Regions from separate parts of the Homo sapiens genome. Here region 1 is linked to region 2. A link is a loop called in an ENCODE intact Hi-C map of the cell type or tissue named here. Cell type or tissue: heart right ventricle. All regions are shown on one strand. Each heading gives the region's core, and the rest is flanking DNA. Links, peaks and the distances in the headings are about the cores only.

What was found. Hi-C counts contacts between places; a loop is a spot of excess contacts. Peaks named below come from ENCODE experiments on the same cell type or tissue, not always from the same donor. Only the 100,000 strongest peaks of a DNase experiment are listed, where the experiment ranks them.
Region 1: a loop joins it to region 2, with 2.3 times the contacts of the local background. A loop is called at or near these places in 3 of 110 quality-filtered maps.

Annotation. Positions count from the first base shown.
Region 1 is chr6:105,903,204-105,919,679 of GRCh38, forward strand. It overlaps the pseudogene RN7SKP211. Among named protein-coding and RNA genes, the nearest start is that of PRDM1, 170 kb to the right of the region's middle. In heart right ventricle, for the core only: no CTCF peak of the experiment used is centred there; a DNase peak (open chromatin) is centred at 8,256.
Region 2 is chr6:105,783,650-105,800,125 of GRCh38, forward strand. No RefSeq gene overlaps it. Among named protein-coding and RNA genes, the nearest start is that of LINC02836, 160 kb to the left of the region's middle. In heart right ventricle, for the core only: a CTCF peak has its summit at 9,669 (motif pointing right); a DNase peak (open chromatin) is centred at 9,663; H3K27ac peaks cover 429 bases.

The DNA of each region.
Region 1 (16,476 bases), core at 7,263-9,762, 120 kb after region 2:
AAAAGTACAGATCACTTTATTCAATTGTTTTCTTTACAAATAAAGAAACTGGGCATCAATAGTCTAGTTGCTCTTCCCAAGGTCACATAAAAAGTGGCTGAGTATGAACTGAATCCACTTCTCCCGATTCTCAGTCCAGATCACTTTCGATGACTTCAGCTGCCTTTTTCACAAAGAAAACCTCTCCAGCTCAACAGCTCTACCACTTGCGTTGTCCAAGGGTTAGAACTGCAGTCCTCCCAGCCTGCTCCATCACCCAGGCCTCCAGCCTGCCCATCTTAGGACTTAAAGTCAAAGGGAAAAAATTATATGGCTTCTTCTTTGCAATCATGTTTCTCACTATCCTACCTTCCCCTTCCCACCTAAAAGAGACCGTCCAAAATCTCCAACTATAGTTCTTTTTCTCCATCTCACCCTCTGATGTACTCATTTTGCCTATTTTGTCATACAGGGGGCAGGAGGAGAATGAAAGAAAGAAAGAGAAAAGTAGTGGGGGGTGTTATTAGACAGAGGCAATTTTGCCTGCTCAAAACTCAAGAAGGAGCTGAGAGCTGAGACAGGAATGGCAGCCCCCACAGCCTGCATGTCATGCTCATAGCCTGTCTCTTCCCAAACCCACCATTCTTCCCGAGGCTAACCTTCTCTAGAAACCTCCTCCCCACAACCTCAAGCCTCTAGTCCAGTCTTTGAAAATCATGGGGTCTTCCTTCTTTATCTGAGGGTACCTGAGTACATTATTTCATTTTCTCCTTAAACTCATATTTCCATTATACTTACCATGTAGAGAATGTTATTCTTATATATTGTTTGGCTTCAGAGTATTTTGATCATCTTATTATGCTTTTCCGCAACTCTATATATATGCTTATACTTATATTTATGTGTTTATATTTATATATCTGTTCCTGCTATATATTTGTATATGTATATATAATATGTCTGTACTACATTTATTTTCATATACACTGTATATATAAAAATGAGGGAGAGGAAGAGAGGAATTTTAAAAATTTTCATGTGGCCATAACAAGTGTTAAAAAGTATTCTTCTTGGAGTTATTATTACATTTATTTCAAATGTACAGTTAATCAACATCACATAAACATATTTAAAATCATATAGATAATTATTAAACATATAAAGTATGTTGTATCAGAAATGAATCTCTTGGATGTGAGGGTGATCTGGCTGCAATATCTGTCACCCCATTGATCGCCAGGGTTGATTCAGCTGATCTGGCTGGCTAGGTGGTGTCCCCTTCCTCCCTCACTGCTCCATGTGCGTCCCTCCCAAAGCTGCATGCTGGGTCAAAGAGGACAACCATCCCTGATGGAGGAGGATGGGTCTTCGGTCAAGGGTATAGGAGTAACAAGAGTAACTGCGTTCCCCTGCTAGAACCTCCAAACAAGCTCTCGAGAAATGAATCTCTTAACAAATTCAGTGGCATGTTTTTCATCCGATTAATTCATGTATAGCAGGTCTTTGAATAAACTTGTTTCCTTCAACGTTGTTTTGTTATAATGTTATTGGGAAAAAAAAATAGTTCCCAGGCTGGGCTGCCATCTGCGTGGATTTGCACGCTCTCCCCAGGCCTTCGTGAGTTTTCTCCCACATTCCAAAGATGTGCACGTTGGGTGAAGTGGCATGTCTACACGGTCCCCGTGTGAGTGTGGGTGTGGGTGTGAATGCGTCCTGCAATGAAATGGTGTCCTGTCCAAGGTGAATTCCCACTGGCACCCTGAGCTGCCCAGACAGGCTCCAGCCACCCGTGGCCCTGAACTGGAATAGACTGATAAATAATTATCTTACTTGGTTTTAGTCATCTTTTTAAAATGTATGTATAGCTCACACTTATTTTAAAGTTTAGTAAGTTTTTTTTCTTTATTTAGAAGTTTGGTGACATTTATGTGACCAGAAATATGCCATAGGAACTTAATTCTTGTTCATATCAATTAGCCTGTGGTAAAATTGGTTTCCTTATACATCATCTCACTAACATAGCAGTTTCCAAGAACTTATTGATGATATTAAGTGAGTTACTGTATTTATAATTCGATATTCCTTAATGCTAAACTGTAGCCATCTTCAGAATCAATTCTTTTCCCAATTTTTCATTTTTATGGAGGTAAGCACTGAGAAAGTAGTTGTTTTAGTCACCTAAATAGAGGAAATGAAAGACATTTTGTTATAGCAATAACACTAAAAGTTCTACGATTTTGTAGAAAGCCAAGAATTAGAAACCAATTGACTTGAAAACCAGTAAAAACAAGTAAAAACTTTTTTTTACTCCATGATTAAAGTCATTCATTTTTTCAACAGCAAAGTCAAGATTTTGAGTTATTCCTCATTTCATCCCTCAAGTAATTTTACATCCTAGGACAAAATACCCTAGTAAGATTTGCTAGGTAGTACGTATGCCTCTCTTTCGCAAAAAGACACGAAAGGTAAATGATCAGTACCAAAGTGCTGGCTATTGAGCAGATCCATTTTAGGAGAGCACATAAGGAAGGCATTTCTCTGAAAACCACGTGTGCCTGCCTACCTCGTAGGAAGTCTTCATTGCTCCAGGAATGCACGTATTTCCCCTTTGAAAACTGCTGGACTGCATGGTCCAGTCCCTGCCTGCTTTCCAATCTCACTTAACCTTTGTTTTCCCTGAGCTCCTCTGAATCATTGAGCATGTTGTTCCCACTGCCTACACATCACTTCCTCAGAGACACCTTTTCCTAGAGACACCTTTTCTCTGAGGTCACCTTTCCTGACCTCAGAGACACATTTGCTGACCATCCAGAGACACCTTTTCCTGACCATCCAGCATAAAATAGGTTTCCCAGTTTCCCAGTTATTCTCTCTCTTAATTCCCTGTTCATCTCCTTCATACTACTTATCACAGTTTGCCATCATGTATTAATTTGTATTGATTTAAGTCACCCACCTGCCCACTGTCTTTAGCATTACTTGGGAACTTGTTGGAAACGCAAATTCCCAGGCCCCACTTTAGACCTTGAATGAGAAACTCTAAAGGCAGGATCCGAAAATCTGTGTTTTGTTTTATTAAGTGTTCCAGGTGTTTCTAATACCACGAAAATTTGAGAATCACTATACGGAATCATATTCTCTATGAGGATGGAGACTATGTCAGCTTTTTTCCATCACTAAACACACACACATGTGCACGCACACACACACACACACACACACACACACACACACACACAGGACTTTGCTTAATGGTCAGCATGTGAGATATGCTCCATGATGACATCCTGTTGAATAAACTCATGTAAGAAAGAAGCTTGCCCCACAGGAAGAAGTACATTTACATAGTGACCCATTATATATGTAGAAATATATATATATATACATAACAAGTTTTACAAAATAATACCCTTACTGCATACCATACACTTCAAACATTCTCCATCCTATTCTATTTCTTTTTTTGATAAGAGGAAAACTAAATTTATTAATTTATTTCACACTTTACAAATGGGTCTATGCACAATTTGAAAAACCTTAATCAGTCAGGACTTTTTTATTTTTCTTTTTTATTTTTCTTTTGAGACAGGGTCTCACTCTGTCGCCCAGGCTGGACTGTAGTGGTGCCATCTTGGCTCACTGCAGCCTCGACCTCCCGTGTTCAAGTGATGATCCCACCTCAGCCTCCCAAGTAGCTGGGACTACAAGCACATGACACCACACCTAGCTAATTTTTAGTAGAGGCAGGGATTTACTATGTTGCCCAGGCTGGTCTTAAACTCCTGGGCTCAAGCTATCTGCCCTCTTCAGCCTCCCAAAGTGCTAGGATAACAGGCATGAGCCACCGTGCCTGGCCAATGCTGTTCTTTTAAAATTCATACCTGTGCCCCTGTTATGTTTTTAATCTGGCATTCCCTCCTCTCCTCATTTCCTCATGCCCAAATCCTACTGATTCTTGAAGGCCTACCTCTTATAGTGGATTTCTCTGATAAGATCATCTTTCCCTCTTCTGAATTCCCACTGCACTTTCTCTGTACCCAGCTTTAAGGCTTTTCTTACTTTCTCCTTTTAATATAGTGTTCATGGGATATCACTTTTCCTATTAAAGTCAATCCTTCAGAACAGAATTCAAATCTGATTCATCTTTGTATTTTTCATAGTATATACAGTGAATAATTTCAAATAATGTTTCCTAAATAAATTAGACTTTCAAGGAGGGAGCTGCTAATTTCATTTATGGTTGTGTGAAGAAATAGTTTAAAAGAAAGTAGTATTTCAACGGGTGGCTAAGAGAGGAAGCGCATGTAAGTAAAAGGGAACCATATGGGCAAATTGTGATAAGTGCCACATTTGTGTAGGAAGTCCTAGGCTTCAGTGCAATTCTAATAAAGTTGCAGGTAGGTGTTTGAGCTAGAAGTTGGAGGAGTTCTATGTTTTTCAGGAATGGATCAGTGCTAGTATTGCCATCATTGGTGGGGCAGCCAGGAAAACATGTCCTCTGCACAGATCTGAGCAGTGCATTTTAAAACAGAAAAGCAACCATATTATTCTCCTTACAGACCTCTCATGGCTTACCTTTCATTGCAGAATAAAGTCATTTAAGGTGCCCTGCCACCCAATCCCATTTGACTTCCTAGTCTTTTCTCCACCACGCATATAACATTGCCAGAATATGCCCTGCACTTTTTCTGTTTTAAAAAAAAAATTACATCTTCAGTGGCAATATGTGGAGACATAAGGGCATGGTGACTATGAAAGTGGCCACTCAGATCTCTTCAGAGGGTACGTTTCCCCAGCTGCCCCACCAATGATGGCAATATTAGCACTGACCCATTCCTGAGAAACATGGAACTCCTCCAACTTTGAGCTCAAGCACCCCCCATCTACCTACCTGCAGCTTTATTAGAATTGCCCTGAAGTCTGAGACTTTCTACACAATCCTCTTTCTTTCCTCCAGTGAGATCCGCTTTGCAGTGTGAAGGCTTTCCCGCCTATTCCTGCTTCCTCATTTTATTCTCCACCAGCATTTCCCCCACTAAATACTTTTAATCCTGTCTTGCACTTTTAATCTTGCCTTGGCGCCAGCTTCTCTGGGGACCTGAACCAACTACAGAGGGGCAGATAAAATCAGGAAGGAGGTAAGAGGCGAAAAGTTTAGGATGGGCATACCCGATTAAAACACATATATGCCCTTCCTCAAATAATTAAAACTGGAATTGTCATACGATCCAGCAATTCCACTTGTGGGTATGTACCCAAAACAATTGAAAGCAGGGACTCAAACAGATACTTGCCCACCCATGCTCATAGTAGCACGGTTCACAATAGCCAAAAGGCGGAAACAACCCAAGGGGCTGTCAGCAGGTGAATGGATAAAAAAAATGTGATGTATACATATGATACTATAGAGTATCATTCTGCCTTTAAAAGGAAGGAAATCCTGACATGCTAGATCATGGATGAACCTTGAGAACATTATATAAGTGAAATAAGCCACTCACAAAAAGATACATACTGTACGACTCCCCTTATGTAGGTAACTAGAGTAATCAAATTCGTAGAGACAGAAAATAGAATGGTGACTGGCAGGCGCTACGGGAAAGAGGGAATGGAGTGTTAGTTGTTCAATGGGGATGGATTTTCAGTTTTGCAAGATGAAAAAGTTCTGGAAATCTGTTGCACAACAACGTGAAAATACCACACTACTGAACTGTACATTTAAAAATGGTTAAGACAGTAATTTCTAGGTTATGTGTGTTTTACCATGATTTAAACATATGCCCCAAAATATGCAGATGTGTTTATCAATGTGTACATACAGATACCGAATATACAACAGACACTCAAATTTACTGAAATTGTCAAAAGTCAAAGAAGGAAGAGTTCACCTAGCAAGCCACTATGTAGAAAGGGATGTAGATCTTTTGTCAAACCACACATCTTCATAGACATAAATCCAACCAAGGTCAGATAACACCAGACAATCTTCCACAAAACGTGAGACGGCTAGCTGACCAGAGCACTCTCACCATGTCACATGCTGCCAGAGAAGCTGGGGCTACAAAATACAAGCAGATGTCAACACTTTCACCTTCCACTTTCTTAATATCGCTGATCAGGCCAAGTTTCATTTCACTTATTGGGCCACTTTCCATGTTGAGGGAGAAGGATCGAAGGAGGGCGGAAGAAAGTGTTAGGATCTGAGTTTCATATCTGCTAATGTAAACTGATGTTGCTTACTGCTGGGTTTCAAGAGAAAACTTCCCTAAATCAGCCAAGAGTTGCTCAGAAAGACATATAGACCAGGGGTTGGCAAACGTTTTTTGTAAAGTAAATACTTTATATTTTAGTAAATACAGCCTCTGTTGGTTGCAACTACTTAACTCTGATGTTGTAGCACAAAACCTACCATCCATTATATGAATGAATGTGCATGGCTGTGTTTCAATAAAACTTTATTTGCAAAAATGGTAGGCCAGATCTGGCCCACGGACCGTAATTTGCCAAATCCTGATATATAGCACTAAGAGTTCTTTCAAAAAATACTTTCCTCTAGTTTGGATTTGGATGTACTACCTGCTTTCTGGTCTTTTATCTATTAATGCCAAAAGTACACAATTAAAATCTATTTGAAAATGATCAGCTTTATTAAGCGCCAACTTTACTAGAGAAAGTGCCATGAAACAAGATCTAGCCTGGAAGAAAGAAACCAAAATAGTCATCTGATCTCAAGCTGAAGCTACTAGACCAGCGGTTCTCAAAGTATGGTATTTGGACCAGCAGTGTCATTATTACCAGGGAACTTATTTGAAATGAAAATTTTCGGGCCCAGCCCCAGGCCTACAGAATCAGAGTATGTGGGAGTGGGGCCCAGCAATCTGTTTTAACAAGCGCTCCAAGTGATTCTGATGCAAGATTTAGTTTGAGAACCACTGTGCTAGGCTATGTCTGAAGCTTCTCGTGCCTCAAATTCTCCAGCAGCAAAGTAGGAATGTTAAAGTCTTGTTATTTTCCTCTATCCCTCAGGTCACAAAGACATAGCCTAGGCTGGCTGATACACACTTAAGGTGGTTCACCTAACTTAAGTCTACTAGTGTTTAAGGTAAAATACATGTTCTTTTTTTCTTTGAATTTGGATCATCTGCATTTAGAAGAAAAGATTTGTTCTGTTCTAAATTAAATGCAGTTGACCCTTGAGCAATACAGGTTTGAATTGCATGGGTCCATTTATATTGGATTTTCTTCAGCCTCTGCCACCCCTGAGACAGCAAGACCAACCCCTCTTTTTCCTTCTCCTCCTCAGCCTACTGAACATGAAGGTGATGAGGATGAAGACCTTTATGGTGATCCACTTCACTTACTGAATAGTAAACATATTTTCTCTTCCTTGTGATTTTCTTAATAACATTCTTTTCTTTAGCTTATCTTATTATAAGACTACAGCATATAATACATATAGCATATAAAATATGTGTTAACTGTTTATGTTATCAATAAGTCTTCCAATCAACAATAGGCTATTGGTAGTTATGTGTTTGGGGAGTCTAAAGTTATATGTAGATTCCTACTGCTTGGGAGGTCAGAGCCCCAACCCCCATGTTGTTCAAAGGTCAACTATACATATTCATAAGGATTTTATTCAGCTTCATCTATGGAATGATCCATAGAGTCCTTAGGATAGTAGAGATAAGATATATAACTTGTGATACAGATTAGATCCCACCTGGGCCAGAGCCAAGATACATGTGTCTCTGGCGTGTGGAATTTGGCGATATCCAAATCCCATCCAAGTATCTATTTGCCCTCATAATTTACATAAGGACCAAGGAGAATCCTGGAGAAAATCTCAAGCCATGCCCCTGGCTGAGAATTAGATATTTGAGACATATCTGGGAGACTTGGTGGAGGCAGGGAAGGAATGAAAATAAAGAAGAATAAAGAGAGGAAGAGAAACCAGTGCACGTGCAAACACACACACCCGAAAATGAAGTTAACTATAAAGGAAAGTAATGTGAAAAACCAGCCATGCCAGCCACAATGCCCTTCAGACCCTGAGCTCCTGAGCAGAGGTGAGTCCTGACTATGGCATGGCAGCTGGCACATCAATCATTTTCCCCAGCTCTCCTAGAGGCACACAAGCACCCCAGGGATGCACGGTGGCTGGGTTCACTGGCCTTATGCATGGAAAGTGCAGGCTCATTAAGTTCTATAATGTTCCATAGGTCCAAGCAATTCTCCGGAGGCACAACATTCTTCCCACTTTGCAAGAGAATGCCAAACTCCTGAGGAGAAGCAGGAGGACTGCCAGCTCTGGAGTCAGATAAGGAACTGGCAGTACAGCAGAAGCCAGGAATTTTGTAGTCAGGGGCACCATCAGAGCTTTTATTAGGCACCCTCTGTGGACTTATTCAACACTTGGGGAAGGAAGTCTGTGCAAAGTCCTGGAGTTCCCAAGTGAGCTAGCTGGAGCTTGGAGGCAGCAAGATTCTGGTAATTATGTTAATGTAAATTTATTGTCCCCATAAGATGGTAAGGTTGAAGGATGTGTGTGATACCTTTTGTGCCCTGTATCAGATTCTCTTTGCCCCACCTTTCACTTATTCCAAAAACCACTGTAGCGACTGGTTTTGCACAGACTCCAATCAACCTCACATAAGTGTAACCCAAAGAACCATTCCTTAAACAAGCCTCTTGCCTCCCACTCCAGGGCTTCCCTGTTGAGTCTGGGGAGAGGGGTTTTTAACACACTTGGGGTGGAATTTTGACCAATGGGGTTAGGAACTGATTAATAAATGTTTCCATCTTCTCCCCCCTGCAACCTCCAAATGAAATGGAAAACCATTTCAATCAGTTTCTCAAGCAGACCCAGGGTGATCAAGTACCAGTGGCCCACAGGGTGATTGACTCTATATTACACATCTGCTTTGTGTCTCCCTCCTTCTCTAGTGCCTCCTGGAATAATTGCACTTATAAGTTTGGTTCAGACTCTGCTTTTTTAGGAACCCAGGCTGAGGCAGGAATATTTAGGTCTCATGTGACTTAGAAGCAATAATACATTTGCTGTCAATATAGGACTTGTATATCTTTCAAGGCAAATAAATGGTATTATTTCCTATTTTATGTGATTTACTATATAGTATAATAATTTCATTATATGCCTCTAGCAAAGATATAATAATCCTCATCATTTCCCTAGATTCCTAATCTTGCATTTTTTTTTCCTTTTTTTTTTTTTTTTTTTTTTTGAGATGAAGTCCCCCTCTGTCGCCTAGGCTGGAGTGCAGTGGCGTGATCTTGGCTCACTGCAACCTCCGTTTCCCGGGTTCAAGCGATTCTCCTTCCTCAGCCTCTCGAGTTGCTGTGACTACAGGCGCACATCACCACACCCGGCTGATTTTTGTATTTTTTTAGTAGAGATGGGTTTTCACCATATTGGCCAGGCTGGTCTTGAACTCCTGACCTTGTGATCTGCCTGCCTTGGCCTCCCAAAGTGCTGAAATTACAGGTGTGACCCACTGCACCCGGCCGATAGTTAATTCTTTATTCTGTTTTCTGTTTCAGGTTTAAATACCAAACTCTAAAGATCATTCTGACACAGTTTGCAGGCAGAACTCAGGGAGAATATTTTATTAAGGGGAAGGAAATAAACACAGCTAATATTTTCAAAACAATCTATATGCCCAAACCCTAATTATTTAAATTTTTTTTATTTTTATAGATTCAGGGTGTACATGTGCAGGTTTGTTACATGGATAGATTGAATAATGGTGAGGTTTGGGCTTCTAGTGTGCCCATCTCCCACATAGTGAATGCTGTACCCAATAGGTAATTTTTCAGCCCTCATCTGCCTCCCAAACTCCTCCTTCTTGGAGTCTCTAGTGTCTGTTATTTCCCTTTGCATGTCCATGTGCACCCATTGCTTATCCCCCTCTTATAAGTGAGAAGATACAGTATTTGATTTCCTGTTTCTGAGTTATTTCACTTAGGATAATGGCCTCCAGCTCCATCCATGTTGCTGCAAAAGACATGATTTCATTCTTATGGCTGCATAGTATTCATATATATATATATATATATATATATATATATCTCACATTTTCTTTATTCAATCATCCATTGATGGACATTTGGGTTGATTCCATGACTTTGCTATTGTGAATAATGCTGTGATAAATATACGAGTGAAAGTGTCTTTTTGATATCCAATTTCTTTTCCATTGGATAGATACCTAGTACTAGGATTGCTAGGTCAAATGGCAGTTCTATTTTTAATTATTTGAGAAATCTCCATGCTGTTTTCCATAAAGGTTGTATTAATTTACTTCCATCAACAGTAGATAAGCATTCCCTTTTCACTGCATCCTCGCCAACATCTGTTGTTTTTTGACTTTTTAATGATAGCCATCTGACTGGTATGAGATGCTATCTCATTGTGGTTTTAATTTGTATTTCTCTGATTAGTGATGTTGAGCATTTTTTCATGTTTGTTAGCTGCTTGTACATCTTTTGAGAAATGTCTATTCACATCCTTTATCCACTTTTTAATGAAGTTATTTTTTTCTTGTTGAACTGCTTGCATTACTTATAGATTATGAATATCAGTCCTTTGTTGGACATAGAGTTTGCAAACATCTTCTCCCATTCTGTAGGTTGTCTGTTTACTCTGTTGGTTGTTTCTTTTGCTGTGTAGAAGCTTTTTGGTTTAATTAAGCCCTATTTGTCATTTTTGTTTTTGTTGTATTTGCTTTTGAGGTCTTAATCATAAATTCTTTGCCTAGACCCATGTCAAGAAAAGTTGTGCCTAGGTTTTCTTCTAGAATTTTTATAGTTTCAGGTCTTATATTTAAGCCTTTAATCCATCTTGAGTTAATTTTTGCGTATGTTAAGAGACAGGGGTCCAGTTTCATTCTTCTGCATATGGCTATCCAATTCTCCCAGCACCATTATTGAATAGGGAGTCCTTTCCCCATTATATATTTTTGCTGACTTTGTTGAAGTTCAGTTAGTTTTAAGTATGTAGCTTTATTTCTCGGTTCTTTATTCTGTTCTATTGATCTATATGTCTATTTTTGTACGTACCATGTTGTTTTGGTTACTATAGCCTTGTAGTATAATTTGAAGTCAAGTGATGTGATGCCTCCAGCCTTGTTCTTTTGGCTTAGGATTGCTTTAGCTATTTGGGCTCTTTTTTTGGTTCTATATGAATTTTAGAATTGTTTTCTCTAACTCTTTGGAAAAAGACATCAGCAATTTGATAGGAATTCCATTGAATCTGTAGATTGCTTTGAGCAGTATGTAAAACACTAATTCTTAATTTCAAAACACAAATTATTGGAGAATGAAGGGTTGAGGATAAGAAGAAATCCCTATTTTGGACACTTTTACTCTTCTGTCAAAAACATGTCAGCATGGTTTAACTTTTCTACCTATGGTAGCTATTTTAATTTATTGAACGTAAAAGTAAAATTGCCTTCCCTCTTTATTGTGCATGGAGCATTTCACAATAAATGCATTCACATGAATGCCTCAAACATACCCTAATGACAGTGGGCATCTTATATCATCAAGCTTTACCCTTCTCTGCCAGCCCAAGACCTCTCCAGGTATGAATCATTTTAAATTCCAGGAAATGAAGCTTCTTCTTCAAAGACAAGGCCTTTAAAAGCTATTAAGAATAATTCTCAGGATTTTTGACATCATGAGAGCAGACTCTTAACCTTTGTAGCTCTGGGGATCGTTTCCCTGAGGATAGTGGAGGCTGACCATCTAGTCCTTTGGCCTTGAACCACTGTGTTTTGATGACTTCACTATGATCATCCTATTATACAAGTACCACTTTGATATTATTTCAACATAATAATCAACAAATTTACTGAGCAAATGATTTTGTTTAATCCAAGTTACATGAAAACTGTGTGTGTGTGTGTGTGTGTGTGTGTGTGTGTGTGTGTGTGTGTGTGTGTATGTGTGAGACAGAGTCTCATCCCGTCACCCAGACTGGAGTGCAGTGGCCCAATCTTGGCTCGTTGCAACCTGTGCCTCTGGGTTCAAGCAATTCTCCTGCCTCGGCCTCCTGAGTAGCTGGGATTACAGGCGCATACCACCATGCCCAGCTAATTTTTTGTTTAGTTTTGTTTTTTCAGTAGAGACAGGTTTCACCATGTTGCCTAGGCTGGTCTCGAACTTGTGACCTCAAGTGATCCACCCACCTTGGCCTCCCAAAGTGCTGAGGTTACAGGCATGAGCCACCACACCTGGCCACATGAAAACATTTGAAGTCACCTTGTATGCCTCCACAATTGTCTCTAATAGTAACCCAAGACCCATACAGTTGTGCTAGGGTAGGAAACCTCAACTCATTTGATTTTTCCCAACAAAGGGAAATGGCTGAAATAAATATGCTACTCAAATAATCAAAGGACAGACAGATATAGTGGTTTGCACCTGTAATACTTTGGCAAGTTGAGGCAGGTGGATCGCTTGAGCCCAGGAGTTCAAGACCAGCCTGGGCAACATGGTGAAACCCTGTCTCTACAAAAAATACAAAAATTAAGAGGGCATGGGGGCATGTGCCTGTGGTCTCAGCTACTCGGGAGGCTGAGGTGGGAGGATCACCTGAGCCTGGGAGGTTGAGGCTGCAGTGAGCCATGATTGCACCACTGCACTCCAGCCTGGTTGACAGAGTGAGACCCTGTCTCAATAATAATAATCATCATCATCATTGTCATCAAAGGAATATGCAATAATATATTTCTCAGCCTTCAAGTGCGACTATATTCTGGCTAATAAAATACAAGCATTATCAACATGTCAATTTTTCCTAAGTTCATTTATAAATATGATTCCCATAAAATTCTATCCATTTGGTTTTTTTCCTGGAGCTAGACAAGTTGATTATAAAATTGCTTGTTCTTCTAGAATAGGTCATTAAAGAAGCCTTTATCCCCTTCCTCCTTCCTGCTGTTAGAAAATGAGATGTCTGGCACTCCAGCAGCCATCTTGGGTCATGAGAGGCCTTGCGGATGAATGCCACATGCTAGGATAGTGGACCAGAAAGATAGAAAGAGCTTAAGCCACTGATGATGTCAGAACCACTGTACCAGCCTTGAATGCCTACCTTCAGCCTTCTTTTACCAGAGGGGGTGAAAAAGACTCTTTAAAAACACATCAAGCTACTCTTTTTTTATTAACTGAGGCTGAACCTAGTCCTATGTGATACAGCATATACTATTGGTCAAATAACCAGATGGTATCATCTATGATTCAAAAATGAGAGCATCATTTCTAATGTCTGTAAATAACTTCGAAATGCATCCAAACAATAATAGGCTGGGCATGGTGGCTCAAGCCTGTAATCCCAGCACTTTGGAAGGCCAAGGGAGGAGAACTGCTTGAGCCCAGGAGTTCAAGACAAGCCTTGACATCATAGTGAGAACCCATATCTTCAAAACTAAATGTAAAAATTAGCTGGGCATTGGTGACATGCACCTGTGGTCCCAGCTACTCAGGAAGCTGAGGTGGAAGGATTGCTTGAACCCAAGATGTTGAGGCTTCAGTGAGCCGTGATTGCGCCACTGCACTCCAACCTGGGTGGCACAGTGAGACTGACTCAAAAAAGAAAAGGGAAGGGAAGAGAAGGGAGGGGCCCAATCAATAATAATAATATAATAGATATAGATTGATAAATGGATAGAGGTAAATAGATATGTTATAAAGTAAATATAGCAAAACACTAATCGTAGGATATAGACGGTAGGTGCATGGGTATTGACTACATAATTTCTTCAACTTTTCATAATAAAAGGCTGAAAATCCCATTGACAAGCCATCGGTACTATTTATTAAGTTTTCTAAAAATATCCCTAGTAATAAGGAATTTTGAAGCTTCTTTTCTCTCACAAAAAAAGAGCCATTTCTCTTCCTGTTCTATAAACACTATTGTGAGCTTCAAGTCTTGAAAATTAGAACTGGAAGTACTGCCAATGGGACAAACTGGGTGCAAGTAAAAATGTTAAAGGCTGTATAAACAGAAATCCATCTGGAAAGATGTTTTCTTCATCAGCACAGTAAAAGCTAGAATAGAATTTCCTGATATAGATGTACCGATTGACTCTGCAAATCCCACTGGGTATGAGAGAGGCATCTTACTCTTTAATTTAAAAGTAACTTTCACCAGAAAATGAGGCTAGGAATATTCAAACCTCAACTAAACTGAGCTCAGCACTAAGAATATCATTTTCTTTCTCTTTTGAGATTCGCTTCTCACTTTTTGTCAATACAAGGACACTTCTAAGGAGATATCCTTTCAGTTTGGTCTCATGATCCACTTGAAGCATTTCTACTGAGAAAGTAACAACTGTGGTGTTGGATCTTTTCCCATAGGTTTGTATTCTAAGCAAAAAAAAAAAAACAAAAAAAAAAATTGGAAAGGACCAATGAATAATTACTGGCAAGAATGCTAAAGTTGCAGAAGCCTTGGCTGCAAACTGCCAATATAGAAGAAAAAGTATTTTCCTATTCTTAGAGATGCAGTAAGAATGTGAATTAGGGCTCCCTAAAACAATGCCAAAACTGATTTGGACTATCGTATTTACCAAAAGAACCTATCAGTTGGTACTAAAATGCCTTCAGAAAATGGTGCAAATTTAATTCTTGAGAATTCAACTCTGATGTCATCCAATAGTGTTCATTTATTATGTTTAATGAAGGGCTGCAGGAGCACACAGTAAGCTAAATGAGAACATAGATTCACATTATCACCCTGTGGCATCACTTGCTTATAACCTGCTGAGAGGTTCTTCTTCTGGATCAACATTTTCCAAATTTAATCTCATCTCAGAAAGAATGCTCTTACAAAGCTAAAGGAAACATCCTCAGCTGCATTTAAATTATTTAAATATGTTTTAAAAGAATGAAAAAATACAATTAACATATGTATTTAATTTGGTGGAATATCACCCACTGTATATAGAGTTCTATAACATAGCCTTCTGGGAGAGAAATAAGGAATGAAGACCAGACATTATATATATTATTGGTATAAGGCAAAATGTCAAACACTTTGCTTGTATCATCACCCTCACTAAACTCTACAAGACAGAAATTGTTATTATCACCATTTTATAGATGAAGAAACAAAGACTTAGCAATGTTTGCCCAAGGGGTCACCCTGCTAGTAAATGGTGGGGCCAACATTAGGACCCAAAGTCTGTCTGATGGCAGATCTTTTTTTTTTTTCAAGACACGGTCTCACTAGGTCACCAAGGCTGGAGTGCAGTGGTGCAATCATAGCTGACTGAAGCCTTGAACTCCTGGGCTCAATTGATTCTCCCGCCTCAGCCTCCTGAGTAACTGGGACTATAGGTACATGCCACCATGCCTGGCTAATTTTGTTTTTTTTTTTGTAAAAACGAGGTATTACTACTTTGCCCAGGCTGTTCTCCAACTCCTGGGCTCAAGTGATCCTCCCACCTCTGCCTTCTGAGTAGCTGAAGATCCTGATCTTTTAAACACCACTGATACTGCTATGATCTTTGAAAGCCAAGTACCACACAGAACACTCAGCAATGAGACAGCCAGAGAAAGAGAGAAAGAGGAAGAATAAAAGGAAGGAAGGGAGGAGAGAAAGATTGGTCTAATATACAAGTTGGGGATATTTTAGAAGTATTTCGAGGTTATAGATATAAAGTACTTAACATCAAATCTGGATGATTTATCTGTGTCTTACTTTTTTCATCCTTCATTTCTTCAGTGTTTTATTTCTTCCAGTAAATTAAAAAAGAGGGACAGTACTTATATCTTAATCAATTGTAAAATTGATTCATTGTAAGCACTCTTCTTCCCCCCATGCTTTCTGCATCTCTTTTTCCCAAATAATTATTGAACACCTGCTGTGTGCCAGACCCTGTCATTTATATTCTTCCTCTACCGTAGAATAAGTCCACTCAATTCACTTTTAACAATTAAGAGGAAAAATATTTTAACTTATTGACATAGAATAAGACAATGAGGCACTAAGGAAAAAGGCAACAAATGAGCTGTCTGAATATTAAGAATGCTGGCCGGGCGCAGTGGCTCATGCCTGTAATCCCAGCACTTTGGGAGGCTGAGGTGGGCGGATCACTTGAGGTCAGGCATTCAAGACCAGCTTGGCCAACATGGTGAAACCCCATCTCTACTAAACATACAAAAATTAGCTGGGTATAGTGGCACATGCCTGTAGTCCCAGCTACTCAGGAGGCTGAAGCAAGAGAATCACTTGAACTTGGGCAGTAGACATTGGACATTGCAGTGAGCCAAGATCGTGCCACTGCACTCCAGCCTGGGCAACAGAGCGAGACTCCATCTCAGTAAATAAATAAGTACATACATAAAATAATAAAAAGAATGCTAACCTTAAGGCATCAGATGAAGCCTCATGTTAATGAAATAGACTAGACATCCAGCTTGAGTGACAACTCCACTTTCCCAGATCTTCACCATGAGAGGTGTGCAACC
Region 2 (16,476 bases), core at 8,245-10,744:
TACTTCACAAGAAATTATCAAGTTGCATATGCATAGTAGCACGAAGAGGGAAATTAGCAGGGAGATTCAAGGAAGTTAAAATAGGAAGTGGCTGAGGCAAGAAGCACCACCAATTTAAGGACTCAGGGGCTGGTCACAGATTGTCCAGGGCTGCCCGTTCAGATAGTCAGGAAACAACCTCGAGGCACAGCTTCTAAGATCTTATTTCCTCCGAGCTGGAAAGCAACATGGTGTGTCCCCAGGGAGTCTCCTTTGGGAAATCAGCCATCCGCATAGGGTGGCCTGTCCTGCTCCAGGCTCCCTAAGTCACACTCCTTCAAGCTCAGGAGCTGGACGATCCCAGAGCTTGCCTGTTCCCACCCTGCCTTCAGCTTTTGCTATTGGACCATTTCTTCCAGAGCAGCACCCACATCAGAATCTGCACTGAGCCCCTCTGCTTCTCTTTCCACCTTTCTTATTTTTGCTCTCCTGGGAATACATGTCCCTCTCACTTCATGGAACAACCAACCGTCAGCTTTGGAAAGGGCCAGGGTGATGATCCAGCTAGGGGTGGGGGTTATTGAAAAGGACCATGTGCCCAACTGGGGAGGGGAGAGCACAGGAGATTCTGGTATTGCTCCAAAAGGGGTGTCTTTTTTTAATGTTTAGAGATGATATTCTGGCTCCATTCTTTCATTGGGTAGCCAGGAGGCTGCAACCTGGAGCAGGGAAATGACTTAAGAATGGGTCATACAGCTAGTAAGAGGCAGATGGTAAACTCAGACACAGATCGGCTGCCCTGGGGCTCACTGCATCTGTGCCCACCACTCACCCAAGGGCAGTGCCCTCATCCTCCATGGGCTCTTTTTCCTCCTGGACCTGCATGGAGACAGTCATCAGGGAGTGTTTCTGGCGAATTCTGCCTTCAACCTTCACTCTCTTAGACCATAAATCACCTTTTAACAGGTAAAAGATCAAAAGTTGCTGATCTCACCCTGTGCCAGATGCTTATTTCTAGCTTGCTTTTCTGTTCCACCCCCGACCTGGCTACAAATCTTCCTCCTGTAGTCTTCCTTTCATTGTCCTCTCCATTTCTCTCTGCATTGGATGTTTTGCATCTAGCTCTTGTGAGCTCTCAGGCTGCCCATGGGGATGTAGGCCGGAACTATGTTCACCGCACCTGCTTCTTCACTGCTGGCTTTTCACAGCCTGCCTTTGGAGGTCTGATCCCACACCCTACTTTCCATTGTCCAAGAGGTTAATGGGCGGGTTGTGTGCTAACGCAGTGTCCCTGCTGGTGGCCCATGAAGTCCAAGCTGGCTGCATTCTGCATCTAGCCAGCCAGCCCCTCAGTATCCACATGGAATAACTAAGCAGTTTATCTTGATGTTCTCCCCAGACTCCTCCCTCATAGGCCCAGGTAGATCTACCTTCAACTCTCCTGTTTCCTTCCCTACGGAGATGTTCAGACATAAAAGGAGCCTCCACACAGCCACCATTTCATTCAAAACAAGATGCTAATAACTACCCTTTATTCAATATTCACTATGTGACAGGAATCTTCATAGGTTCTTTGTATATGTGATCTCAAACTTCATAAGAAACCTTCGAGAGGTGATTATCATCAGCATTTTGCAGATGAGGAAGCTGAGTGGTTTTAAGCAATTTGTCCTCTCTCAGATATAAAATGCTGAAGTTGGGGCTGCAACCCAGGTCTGTTGTGGACAACACTGCCCAACCTCTTTCCACCACAGCATCCATGTCTTTGGCCTGATGTTATATTTTGTTCTAATTTCAGGCATTATCCTGGGACAGCCTTCTAGTGAATGAATGTGCCATGCTATTTCGGTATGGGGTTCTGTTTCCTCTACCTCTCAGTGGCATCTGCTCACATGTCTTGCCCTGAGTGGTACTCTGCCGTGCCCTGCCACCCTTCACACCCAGCAAGGTTCTTCTTTCCGCTGCTAGCTTGGGCCTTCCTTCTTTTGTCCTTCAGTTTGTCTAGAGGAAGTCATTAAAACTGACCCAAGACTAGGAACTTCCTTCTCTGCTCTTGCTCTCCCCTCTCTCCCCACTGAGTTTTGTTTTCTGCACTGATGGGGTTGTCTCAAGCCTTTTTCTTCCTCTTCGAGCTTGAAATTCAGGCTCTCTTCTCAGGTACTTCAGTGCAAAATCAGCTCCTGAAAGCTGTTGCTCTGGCTCATGATCAGCACCACAGTTTGCCTTTTTGCCTACTGGTTTCTATTCTGCCATCATTAAACAATATTTGCCGGACAATTCTCCTTCCAATTAAATCTCTCCTGTCCCTCCCAGGCAACTGACAACTTAGCTTGAATCTCACTGCTAGTAGTTCGTGGGACCAGGAGTGTGGGCAACGTTTTTCAGGCAGGAGCAGGGCTGAGACTTTGTCAAAAGCAACCAGGCTTGTTAAGAACAGAACACTGACCAGAATCTCAGTGTGAGACAGAGTACGGTTTTGCTTAGGGTCTAGTAGTTTATCCATTACATCAGAAGTTCCCAAACTTCTCTTCAAAAGTGGAACTGAGACGGAGTTTTACTAAAATAAGATAATAGTGATCTTCTAATTTACAGAGGGGGGAAAGAAAATAAGTAGACTTTTATCACTTTTATTTGTTTCACTAAATTTTCTAAACTTTTATGGTATCTTCTACTGTTTATCTGAAAAAAATTAATAACTTACATCAAAATATCAGAATTTACATCTTTAAATATTTGATGGACTCTTACTTTTTTGACTATTTTGCATGTATGCATATATAATTAAATGACAGTTTCTACTGGTAAAATTACTACTTCCTGCAATGGAATTCATTATATCAATATTTAATTTCATGATTTTCCCATCAGAACCATGAGACTACATTTCCTAAAGGGAATGGTGGCTGGGGGAGAGGCACCTAAGCCTTCTGCTTCCTCATTAGATCATTCAAATGCAAGATCAGCCTTGGGCAGTTTGGAGCAGAGCACCTTCCCTGGCTGCCAAGGGTATGAAGCTTCCTCTGTGTTGCAAGGGGAGTATCTACCCAGGGTGGGAGGAGACACCCTGGAGGAGCCGATGTAGGAAAAGGAACCCAGAGCTGGCTCCCTGGAGACTGTGCCACTCCTCCTGCACTGTTACCCCTTCTGCTCCAAGTTTGGATTTACCTTGTGCTTGATGCCTTCCCTACATTTTATCCCATGAGGTTTCCCCAGATGAGGATTTCATTCAGCTCCCGCTCATTGAAATGCTGGGCTGTTCTCGAAAGAGGAAGAGGTGGCATGTCGCTGTGATGGGCCAGCACTCTGGGCCCTACAGGTTGAAATCTCCTACTCACGTTCCATGACGCCAACACCTCTGGCATAAAAGTGGAGAGAGCAAATAACAGTTGCCTGGGAACACAGAGTGTTTTGATGTTTTGTGGGTAGACTTCTTTAGTGAGTTACAATGATATTGAAAATGTTCACAAAATAACCACCTTTTCTTGCAGCCAACAGTGAAAAGGCAAAGGCCTCTGGCAGATTTCAAGGCTGAGGTTTCCAGGTATGTTTTATTCATGTGCAAATCTGACCACACCTGCCATCTGTCACCAGGCAGGAAAGGAACATGATGAAGTGGTACCCAGGAATGCTTCCCATTTAGGCCTCCATTACTAGGTTCTCCCTGTCTTGCAGAAATACCCAACTTGTTTGCAAACCTACTTGATAGCAAATTGTCTCTTCTTCCGGCGGTATGAAAAATGAGAAAGGTCACCCACTGATTTCAGTAGTGAAACTTCTGCTCACGGAAGGCCAGGCGTGTGGTGTGGTGGGCAGCATGCAGACAAGCAGGAAGCCATGTGTCATAAAATTACTTGTCCTTCACGAAGCCGGAGGTGCGTGGTCACTTGCCTTGAGGGGCAGTGCACTCTCTGCCCAACTAACTCAGCAAGATCTTCCTGAAACTCTGAAGCAAGGCCTGTGATGGGTGCTGCCTCTCCTGTAGGGCTAAGAGAGCAGCTTAATTTGGCTGGAGGAAGAAGAGACCAAGGGTCTGAGAAAAGAGCATGGCCAGATCATGCTCTTGTGTGCACGAGAACTACCTAGTGTGATGCTCACAATATCCCCTTCCCCAGTTCTCACTTCATTGATAGGGGCCAAAGTCTTGGAATTTTGCAAACCAAACCCAGCAGGTTGGAATGGGCAGCCAGCACTGAGAACCACTTGCCCGGTGTCCTGATCTCTTGGACACATTGCTCAAAGCCTCACTCAGAAGCATGGTGGCCCTGTTAAGAGCAACGCAAAAGCACCTCTTGTCACTCATTTGGCGGCAGAGACCATGTCCCCAATGCCTCATGTTAAACATGTGCTCTCGGTACAGTGCAGCCTTTAAGGGAGATGAAGCCTGGATTGTGAGAAAGGCTCAACACAGCCACTCACTGGGCTGGTGCACAGAACGGGACACAAAAGACCTTCAGCTCAGAGACTCAGAGAGAAAGCTCACAGTCCCCAGGCAAGTTGCTTAACATCTCTGGTCTCATCATCCTTACTGTAAAATAGAGTGTTGGACACACAAGACAATCTCCAAACTCCTTCGAGCTTTAACAATGTGTAAGTTTATGGTTTTTCATCCCATGCGTCTGATCATTTCAATCTGTACTAACCTGTTCTTTCCACCTACAAAATAGAAATGAAATACATCAGCTCCAGAAAGACTGATGTATAAATACTTAGTTGTAAGTGCCAAAAGATTTTAAAGTTCTCTTTGTGGCTACATTTCATCTTGAATGTATAAGTTGAAGCAAATCAAGTCTGGTCAAGGCTTACATTGGAGAAAGATAATGTGAGACTCAGCCCTGCTTTGACATGCCTAAGAATGGCATGTTCTGAGGAAGGGATATGTGGCCAGGGCACATTTTGTTTCTCTTTTTGAGCCTTAAGGAAGGTATATTAATACTGATTCCTGAAAGAACCTGTTAAGCGCTTCCTGATGTAATTCACCTGAGAAATTGCTAAAGAATATGAACTTCCTATGGCAGATTTCAAGGCTGGGGTTTCCAGGTATGTTTTATTCACGTGCAAATCTGACCATACCTGCCATCGGTCACCAAGCAGGAAAGGAACATGATGAAGTGGTACCAAAAGCCCTAGGAATTTAAAATTTGCCAAAGTGCAACTGTTAGTTTTCCTTCCTGTCTATGGACATGAATTTCCTTTCTGACTAATTTCTTCGTAGAAAGAGTAATTAGCTTTATTACTAACATTACCTCTGTTACTACCTTTACGCAAATTATTAACAGCCAGCTACAGCTTAACAGTAATACTTAACAGTATTACGAGTACGTGAACTTTACCTCCCTAAAACACTCGTGATTGATAAACTGATAGATGGATAGATAGATATACACAGGTATGTATATACGTGTGGATATATATGGTTTTAAATGTGAACACACAAACACCATCATCAGCAGCAGCAGCAGCTATTCATTTTGTTGAGCACCTGTCACAATCCCTGTGCTTGTGGAGGTAGCAATTTAATGAGAGAGCAAATACAGAATATCCATCAAAAGAGGTGAATAGCCCTGTATAGCATAAACTGGCAGTTCTTAAAGTGTGGTTCAGAGACCTCTGGGGGACACTGAGACTCCCAGGGAGTCCAGTAAGGAAAAAATATTTTTATAATAATACCTAATGATATATAATTATGTTATTTGCTTTTAATTTGCATTTCTCGTGAGTGTACAGTGGACTTTTCTAGAGGTGACATGATCTGTGATATTGCATTGAATGCAGAAGCAGACCAGGAGTCCAGCTTTCTCTTATGAAGCCATAATTATTAGGCTATTTTCATTTACTAAAAGTGAAAAAAGAATGCCACTCTTCTCACTCATATTTTGGTTCTGAAATATTTTTTCATTTCAAATATGCTAACAATGTTAATATGCAATGAGCTTATTTTTTAATGAATTAATAAAAGTATAGGCCATCACCCTATTAAATTACAAGTTCTTGAAAGATCTTTGCCTACTTTACCTTTGTGTCCTAAAAACTGATAAATGAATGAATGAATGCTGAATGCCAAAATAATGATTTAGACATAAACTGTATAGGAGTCCAGAGGAAACACCTATCCTGGGGAAATTTGATGAAGAAAGTGAGATTTGAGGTGGTGCTTGAAGACAGGGGAAGGCTTCCACCAGGAAAATAAAACTAGAATGGACCCTTCCAGTGGGGAAATAACATGATCAAATGCACAGAATCAGGAATTTTTAAAGTGTACTTAAAAAAAACTCATAGAAAGATTAATGCTAAAGCTGGCATTAGTAAGATTCCTATGAGGAGGTGCAAACGAGCAGATAAAGAAATCTGGACATTTTGGTAACGTTTTCTTTGTAGACTTAATTTGAAGAAATGATCATATAAAGCCTGTTGGTTCCTGATGATGAGGAAAGAACTATTAACACTCTGTAGCTGACTTCACACTGTGAACACTTGGCACTGAAGCTGAAAACTAAGCTAGAATTCAGTAGGGAGGGGTAGTAAATGAAGGTCACTTCCTACACAGATCAAGCCAACCCCAGTTTTGTGTTAAAAGGCTAAATGTTTAGCTAGCAAATACAGAGCACACTTTCCTGAAAATAACAAGTTTAGTGTTGAGATGTTTACAGTTTTTCTAAAATTGCATTTTGATTTTGTAAAAACTTGATTAAAACAAGGTCACTAGATGTCATAAAAATGACATCTAGATTTTTTTTAAATCTCACAAAATAATTATTTGAAACAAACGTGTTAGGCATTTCAAAGTAATTTTTTCTACTAAGCGAGCACCTCTACTTTATAAGTTATATAAAGAATACTATTTTGTATGAATTATTTATATAAGAATTATATGAGAATAATATTTTCCTAAGACATACACTACAGTTTCCATCTCCACACAAAGTTTTACAGAAGTCTTCATTTTGAAGATTCAAAATATTTTAAACTGGTCAAATATTTAAAACTGTATAAATAATTCTATAGAACAGTCAAGTTTGCTTTCAGCATGTTTCTAATACATTGCTAGTTGGCCAAAAACAAAGCAAAAAACAGAAAGCAGAAAAGGCTAACAAACTCCGTGGAGTAGATTTGAAAGTTAAAGAGGCAGAGCCATGATCTCAATTTGAGAAAGGAGGAGGTAGGATGAACATACCACTCCTAGTGGCAGCCATTATCCAAGCAACTAATCTTGCTAATCTGTCTAGTATGTTCTATTTGTTTTGTGTTTGTTTTGATAAAGTAACAACAACAAGAAATGAGGATGGAGTTGTTTAGGTGAAATATGAAGCCTTATGGAAATAGATGCAGATTTGCTACCAGTAGCTGAATAATAGAATTGTGAACTTGTGAATTTTCTTTAGCATATTTTATACATAGAAAATAGTCATTACATATTTAACAATTAAGGAAAACATTTCCTGCATAGCATCATACGTTATAGACATTTTCTTATAAACAACTAATCAAAACACTATTTTGTTAGAGGCCCTGAATCCATAAAGAAAAATAAGCTTATAAAGTCTTTTGTCCTATAATCCCCTCAATGTAATGGAATCTTTTCTCTAAGTTTTCATGGAGTGCTTCTTTTTAATTTTAAGTAACCATACATATTTTATAAGCAAACATATGCTATTTTTCCAAATCAAAAGACTTTGCAAGTTTTTCCTAGATTAAAACAACAACTCTGCCTCTCTGCACTGGCATCCATCTGTGTTGGTATGTGTTGTACACACACGTGCACACACACACACACACACACACACACCATGACACACAGGCAGCAGAGGGAGGCTGGAAAGATCTGTGGAAGGAGAATCAGAAACCTCAGGAACCTGTTATGATTCTGTTTACCTAATTGTGAGACATGAGCAAAGTCACTTAAATTTTCCTGAACCCCAATTTTCTTTTTCATAAATTGTTTATAATAATAACATCTCTGCCTGCCTCAGCAGATCAGGGCGATACTCTAAAAAGATGACATATAGGAAAATACTTTGTATGAAGACATGATTTTCACAAATATTTAAGTACATTTCTTATGCTGTAAAGGCTCAGTTTCAATAACAGCTATCTTTGTTAAGCAAAAGTTGAGTTATGAAACTAAAAGTACAACTTTCCAAATGATGTGGGATTTCCTGTTCTGTGTTTTACAGGGCCTTGTCCCAGATGGGCAACTATTTATTACCATATGACCAAGCCAAGCTTTGATTACAGTTATTAGGGCATGAAAATATTGGCTAAGCCAAGGTCCCTGTTGTGAAAGATAAGGAGCATGAAAATCTAAGAAGTCATGGGCATGATCCTTCACTCATGGGTTCTAATAGTTAAGAAGGCTGAGGGTAATTTAAAAAAAAATGAATAGAGCTAAAAATAGGAGGTTAAATATTACCTTATTGATGAACGTACCAACTAGACTTCCCTGCTGATATTAGGAGGTCATGCTGAGGCCTGGACTTTGATGCAATCGCAGGGCTGACCCAAGGCATGAGAGAAGGAAAGCAGGTTCTCCTCCCTGGGGCACCACCCGTTTGTGCTGTTGGGCTCAATTTCAGGTGCCTGCCTGCCCCACTGCCCTGGCCCAATACCTGTGTGATGCCCAAGGCCTGAGATGGAACCTCCCTCTAGAACCTTGCCCCTCTCGATGCTTTCAGACTTACCTTCACTCTCAAAGGGTTTCTCATGTCTGTGAAATTGCTACTTCTGGAGGCAGGCTTCCTGTGCTTCCTGTAGGTGACAGTCAATTGATCAATTGAATCCAAGGGTCTCACACTGAAATGACCACCAGGGCCAGGCAGAAAAAGTAAACAGTAAAATGGGCCAGGTGGGTTCTGTCACCATGGAGAGTGCCTGAACCATTGCATGGGAACAACGACCTCTGAGCTTCAGCTAGGTGTGACCTTATAGAAATAGAGATCCCAGTGTGGCTAGAAATTTTCATGAAAAACTGGAAATCTAAATTTTTATTTAAGATCTTGACTTTACATGTGTTGCCAACTAAATCAAAGTTATGTTCTTAGTTTTTAAATATGAGTTTGTTTTAAACTGGAAGTAGACAAAATAAAACATATCAACAGGTCATATTCAGCCAACAGGCAGCCACATTTTCTCCTCTTATTTAATGGGTGCAAAAGGGAGAAATGCTAAAGGAGGACAGAGTCCTCCTTGCCCCACCAGTTAACACATATGCCTTATAGGAACAGCCTGTTGGTGCCCCATTTTTCTTTGTTGTAAATCAAAAGGATCCAAGGATCCAAGAGTCTCACGCTGAAATGACTACACACTGCCTGACCCCTGCAGTCATGTCAGTGGGAGACCCTTGGATTCAAACCATCAGTCGACTGTTACCTGTAGGAGGCACAGGAAACTTGCACCCAGAAGCAGCAATTTCACTGACATGAGAAACCCTTTGAGAGTGAAGGGAAGTTTGAATCTAGTTCAGACTAGATTGGAGGAAAAGGTGATGCATGGCACCTGTGCAGAGGAGGAAAAATTGCTGGAACTGGGTCCTAAAAACTCCCTCTCATCTGCAATACGGACAAATCCAGCTAACCCTGCCCTGAAATGTTCTTTTGCACTGTAGCAACAGCAGACACCTATTGGTGCCCCACGGATGCTTCCAGTCCCTCCCCCAGGCATTCTGACAGTCTAGAGTCTCCAGTGAAGGGAGAAGAATGTACACCAGAGGGCAGGAAGTCGACACACAAGCCCAATGCCCAGATGAGGAAGTCATTTGCCCAGATAGGTCATTTGGCAAGTTGCTAACAAAAGATCGACACAGAGTTCATTTCCACTTAATCCAAAAGATTGTCACTAATTCAGAGAATCCTGTTTACCCTAGGAGGGACTTGGAGATCATCTTCCCTTGCCTCCCCATTTTTCAGATGGGAAGATCAATGCCTACAGAGTCTTCTAAACTCAGCAATATCAATATCACCTGCATTGCTTACTGTTCAGGACCAATGCATCGGGAAAATGTTTTCCTACCACCTAGCCTCCTCTATGTAAGTGCAGTTTGCTATACACGGCAGACCAGGCACTTCTCAGAAATGGGAAGGTCAAGTGATATTATCAGTGGTCAATATATCACTCTATTGCTGACTATAATATGAACACCCAATAATTGTCTCCATTTCAACCAGGAAACTGGTTGGGTGTGACAAATGTGCCCTTGTTACTCCAGAGGTCTCTGAAAAGCTTTGCTCTGCCATTCATGGCTTTTGAAAACCAGAAAATGACTCAGTTGGATTTGATTTAATTACCTTACAGAAACCACCTTTGAGGGCCAGACACGGTGGCTCACACCTGTAATCCCAGCACTTTGGGAGGCCGAGGTGGGCAGATCACCTGAGGTCAGGAGTTCGAGACCAGCCTGACCAACATGGAGAAAATACAAAAATTACAAAAATTAGCTGGGTGTGGTGGCACATGCCTGTAATCCCAGCTACTCATGAGGCTGAGGTAGGAGAATTGCTTGAACCCAGGAGGTGGAGGTTCCAGTGAGCTGAAATAGCACCATTGCACTCCAGCCTGCACAACAAGAGCAAAACTCCATCTCAAAAAAAAAAAAAAAAGAAAGAAAGAAAGAAAGAAACCACCTTTGAAACCAGTGAGCCTGTGAATGGCAAAGGGGAACTCCAGCAGTTTGGAAGGAGGCAGGAACAGGCTTTCTCTAAAGAGAGCCAGTCTGTCTGTGACCACGGAGAAAGCAAGGTCTAAAGTTCAGGGACCAGTTCATGAGATCTGCCTGGCAGTGCTGCTGCGGCTGGGGAAGGAGCCACTCTTCTTATGTAATGGGAAGGAGGCTTACAACACAGGCCACCAGGAGTGGCTCCCAGTGAAAGCGACCTGTGCTCTACAGTGGCTGTCTGCCATGGGAACTGGTTTCACAGTCAGGTCCTGCTGTGTTGGCATCACGTTTCACGAGGAGGGCTTTAGAGATCTTTCATTATTATTCCAGAAAGAAAGATTATTAATCAGGTCAGCACCAGTCCTCCCATTTAATCAGTGGAGAAACTGGGGTGAGCATTTGCCAGTTCTAGCTGCATTCTAAGGTGAGTGACTTTGAAGCATCCTGCCTGGGATGCTGCGGCCCAGCCCCCTGGGCCCAGCCAGGGTCCCCTAAATTGTGGCGAATGGTCAAATGTAAGAAGTGAGGGAGACACTCTAGATCTGGAAGGAATTCTTCTTCTGGTTTCAGGGATTTTTTTTTTTTTTTTTTTTGGTGCTGGGAAAAGGGAAGGGAACTGGGGTGGTCTCTACTGTTTCCGAAATGTAGATTTTTTTTTACCTTAAATTGTGTCAACCCAGAATATTTTTGCATTTTTAAAAATTATCATGGGACTATATTCTGCATTATGAACAATTTCCAAGTGTGACTTCAACTGGAAACTTTATTAGCTCATTCAGGCATGACTCGTGTCACTTAGCAAACTGCTGCTTCAGTGAAGGAAATAAATGTACTTTCAGGGGTGCACTGCGTCTGACACGCAGAGGAGTTCTTAATTCTGCCCACAAGGAACCGGCCTATTACCTATTATCACATGCTTAAAAGGAAGGTAGCAACTATTCAAGTCAAGTTTTGCAGTGAGGAAAAATAAAATGTGACTTGCCCTGTAGAATAAAACTATTCACATTTGTATAATAGACATTTAAAAAGCATTTTCACATAGCACAAACATAATACCAAGCATAATTTTTTTAAAAAAAGCATTTACTTAACATCAACTAAAGTAAAATATTTGCTTAATCTAAAAAAGCATTTTTATATATAGCTAATGTAATCCTCACAACCATCCTTGTTTTATAGATGAAGCACCCTAGGCTCTGGGGTGTAAAGTAACTTGCCCATAGCTTCTCACATGCTCATGTCAGAGCCTGAACAGTCCTCAACTCCAGTGCTCCTTCCTCCTCACCTCCACTTCCCCAATTAAAGAGGGAGTCAGGCTTTTTCCAACTAGTACTCATCTCTAATTATGAGACAAAATGCCTTCATCCCCCTTTCCCAAACAAGATCTTCCCCTGCTCTGAATTTTTGGTGAAATAATAATTCCATAATGATACATCTTCTTCCTTCACTACTCTCTCCCCAACCAAGTACAGTGCCTGTCTCCTATTGCAATGGACATTTGTGAAAGGAAGGATAGGAGAGAGGAAAGCAAAAAGAGGGTCAGGCAGGAAGGGAAGACTCAGAAAATTCATCTTTTCTCATTACCCCAGCAACTAACCAACCCTAAGTGTTTTGAAGCACTTAATAGGTGCTCTGTATTCCGCTAGGATATAAGAGAGGTGTCAGTCAGGGATCCCACCCTAAGGAAAATTATAATACAGCAAAAAGATAACAAAAAATGGATCAAGTAGAGAAGAAAACAATGTGAGACAGACCATTCAATGGGGAGATGAGAGCTGGAGAGAGGAGAGCAGGGAGCCAGGGGAAGGCTCTGCAGGGGAGGGGCTCTGGGGCAGCATGAGGCTGCCTGAGGTCCTGCCTAGGGCACCGAAGAAAGCGCAGGAGTGCAGGCTGACACAGGATCAACTTGATTCCTTGTGTTTTACGTGCTCTACGTGAGAAAGGCTGAGAACCCCAGAAGGTGACACTGGCTACTCTGTAGGCATGAAGTGACTCCGTGAGTCATTGCCAGAATGTCAAAGGGATTTCTTAGTCAGGAAACAGTCTCTGCCTTGGTGTTGATCAACAACTTAGACAAACAGAAGTCTAAAGAGCAAACAGGCCAGCACAGAACCCCGGCCCCTCGGACCAGGCCATGCCCCACTTACTGTAAATGCCCTTGGCCACACCCAGCCTCTCACCAGTGCAGTGAAGCCTGAGACTCCTGGACCTACGACTCTGCTCTTTGCCCAGCATTTCACTCAAGGGGAATTGACTGACACTGATCCAAAGCACAATGCACACACTAAGATATGTTCAAATAATAATAGTAACTTGCGGAGTGGATTTGTCACTTCCAGGTAAAATATACAAAAAGCTCCATCCACGACACACTGCGTAATTCCCATTAGGCAGAATATGACAGACATAACTTGAAATTAAAAATGACATTCTGCATTGGAGGAAAGGTAGCTTTCATGATTTAGACAGAAACAGTTTTAACAGATAATGTTTACCTCCTGTTGGACAAACTTGTGACCTTGAGTAAATGACTTAGTATTTTTGGCCTCAATTTTCTCATGAGTGTAATGCTTAAGCGGGGGGTAGGAATAATCTCTACACTTCCCTTACAGCTTTGAGATTCAGTGAATCTAATCTCTGTATATCCCTGAAGTAGAAAACAACACTAAAAGGCCTGTAATCTACTCATAAAGAGCATTCAGGTCCCTGAATATTTGGAATGACCAGTAAAGCAACATCAGCCTGCTTCTCAGAACTCTCAAATGGTAGACCATAATCTCTTTCCTTATAACTGAGATCAATCAAAAGACCTGGAGATCTGGCAATACTACGGGAGGGTTATTTTAGTAGTGTTTGTTTTCTTGAAGTATTATCAAGTCATTTTTGCCCTAAAAAAAAAATCGCCAAATAATTCTGCAACCAAACATTCAAAGTATTGGCAAAGAAAGAGATAGAGAGAGACAGAGAGAGAGACCCAGTCCTTAAACTGGAAGACAGATTTTAAGTCCACTTATTACTCAGATGACCTTTGATTCTCAATCTTCAGGACCTCAAAAGCCTTCCTCTCTTAAAAGGGGGAAGGAGGCAAGAAGAATGCCTTCCATGTCTAGCTCACAGGTTTGCCTGAGGGACACAGGAGATAGTTGGTGTAAAAGTGCTTCATAAAACTTAATGTGTTCTACAAATGAAAGGGATCATATTTTTTATTGCAAACCATTGTTCTTGTGACTGGAGGAAGCTGGATATATAAGCACAGTAATCGCTTAAACATGTGTTATAAACTTAAGCCTGAAAGTTAATGCCTTTAGCAAAGGAAACATTATTTTTATTATTACCATTATGGAGAGGACAAAGAGAATTCAGTGTTAATCTGAAGGAAACTCACCAGTGGGAGCTCCACCCTGAAAGGATTATTAAACTTGTGACAACACAGGTAACCAGACAACTAGAGCACCTCCTACTTTGAAGCAACACTGGTGATGATGGCATAACTCACCCTTTCCTTAGTATCGGGTGCAACTGGCACCAAGAACAACACCCATGCCCAGGTGACAACTGCGCCAATATGGGTCAGCATCTCACCTCCTCATCAAGAGTGAGCCCAGGACAGAGACCTGGAATGCCAGGGTGAAATCTCTACCTGAGGGGTCTTAGTCGCCCAAGGAGATCTACAGAAGAGCTGAATTCAACAGCTATCTGCTATCCCAGGCCAGACAGCTTTTCCACACAGAAACGAATACCTCTCTCATCTGAATTGGAATACTCATGACAAGTAGCCAGAAGAGTCATCGGTTAAAAACAAGGGTTGGGCTGGGTTTCTCTTGACTTTCTGCATGTCTTGCAGGGCAGAACTTTTCCTGAAAATCCCGATGTTCAGATGTTTACAATTACAGGCAATGAGGCTCAAAGAGCCAGCCTCATGGATCACTTGTGTTTTATTTTTGGTTTTGTTTTCATTAGATGCAACACTGAGCTGAGCCTTGAGCCTTCCAGGGAGTTGCACAACCTCAGCTTTTAGAGATTGTGTTTCATGGTCACGGAAAAAAAAATAATTGGATTTAATAGGTTTTCACAATCATATTATCTGCTTAACCTTCCAAGATCATTACTCACTTAATTGTTAAGCCCCAAGGAAAGATCATAGGGTAGGGGTTATGCTAGTCAGTCATTACAATTTGAGAGAAAAGCAGATTCTTCACGACTGATGTAAAATCTGAATGTAATATCAAACGTTTTAAGTGTTCTGATTTAAACCCCTTATATTTGAAAGAATTGGGCTCCTTTGATACTTGTTCTCATTACAGAATGAAAACTTGCATGTTATATATGATGCTTATGTATTTGCACATAAATATATATTTACATGTGATATCGATATATCCGCTTATGCATAGATTATATAGGTCTAAATGGACAAAATACAATTCTCAAGCTGTGGGTGACAGGCTTTTTGTCTGTTACTCTGTTGCGTACCTTTGCACTCTCATCCCTTATAGGAAAGGAACTACAACTAGGGATTTGAGGGTCATTAGAACATTGTGCCCACCCCCCAGGGTGGATAGCACACAGGACACATAGTATATATAGGATAAGGATGCTTCAGTCCTGTAGGGAGTAAATTCTTTCCTTAGCTCTTACAATACCACAACAGGTCAATCAGGTTGTAAGAAGCTTTAATTAGCTGTTCTACAAATTAGAGCATTCTTCAAGCTCAAAAAGATGTTTTCCATCTTGACACCATCTAAAGGAAAATCTTGAACAAAAGACTCACTCTCAATCTGGTTCATATTCTGTCATTTACTTCTATGGGATTAAAGCAAAACAAAAGCACTTTTTTTAAACTCTCTATACAGAGTGTACTATAATTGGATTCCTTGTTCCTCTTCCAAGCCAAGGCATTGGATCTGCATTGTTTCTGCCAAGTTTTTTCTCCACGCTGCAATGTCCTTGTTTGTGTTCTCTCCCAGTGTTCCAGGTTCTACTGTCAACCCAGGCTCAGGCTGTCCCACATCCTCCCACAGAGGTCTTGCTTTGTTTTGAGAAATGCTCAACAGAAGGAGGAAGTCCAGCATATCCACGGTGCAACTGAAATGCCACCCTAGGAAGACTAAGGCCTCATGGTGGGTGACAGCTGAGGTGACAGCTGAAGATGAGGCTGGCTGAGGGAGGACAATCCCACCAAAGTATAGCGGACACCAGCAGTCTCTCTAGGCTCCCAACAGTCCTAAGGCTGAAGAGACTGTGAACAGGTCTGCACAAAGCCTACAAGCAAAGAAAGTCATAAGCCTTAGGTTTCCCTGCAATGACTTTCTGCAGTAGGTGGAGGAAGGGAAGAAAAAACCTATCTCCATGGAAAAACCACCTTATAAGTCTTTCTATAAATTGCAGTAGAACAAAGGAAAAGTATATGCTCCTGCTGATTAACCATTTCTTTCAGAGGGATGTGGAAGAGTAGGAAACAGTATTGTAATAAAATCAAAACCTTATTTATTCTGCAAAGGTTACAAATCCATTTGACATTAGATAATTCCTTAATGAGGTGGTCAAAACAAAAACAAGTTGGTTAAATTACTGTTCTAATTTTCAAAAGAATGCTTTCAGTGAAAAGATTTCTTTATGAACACATAATGAGGTTGGTGTTTTGTTACTTGGTTAATACAACTGAAAGAGCACACCAGAAGATTCTGTACACCCACATCAATGGTCGCTGCAATGGCCCAGGATGACCACAGTGTGTTCCAATCATCATCTCCTCCCTACCCAACTCCACTCTCCTGACTCTGGGCTATGGCCAATACTGGCCTAGTTGACTTTCTTTGTCTCCTTTCCAAAAGCAACCGACTCTTCTCAGT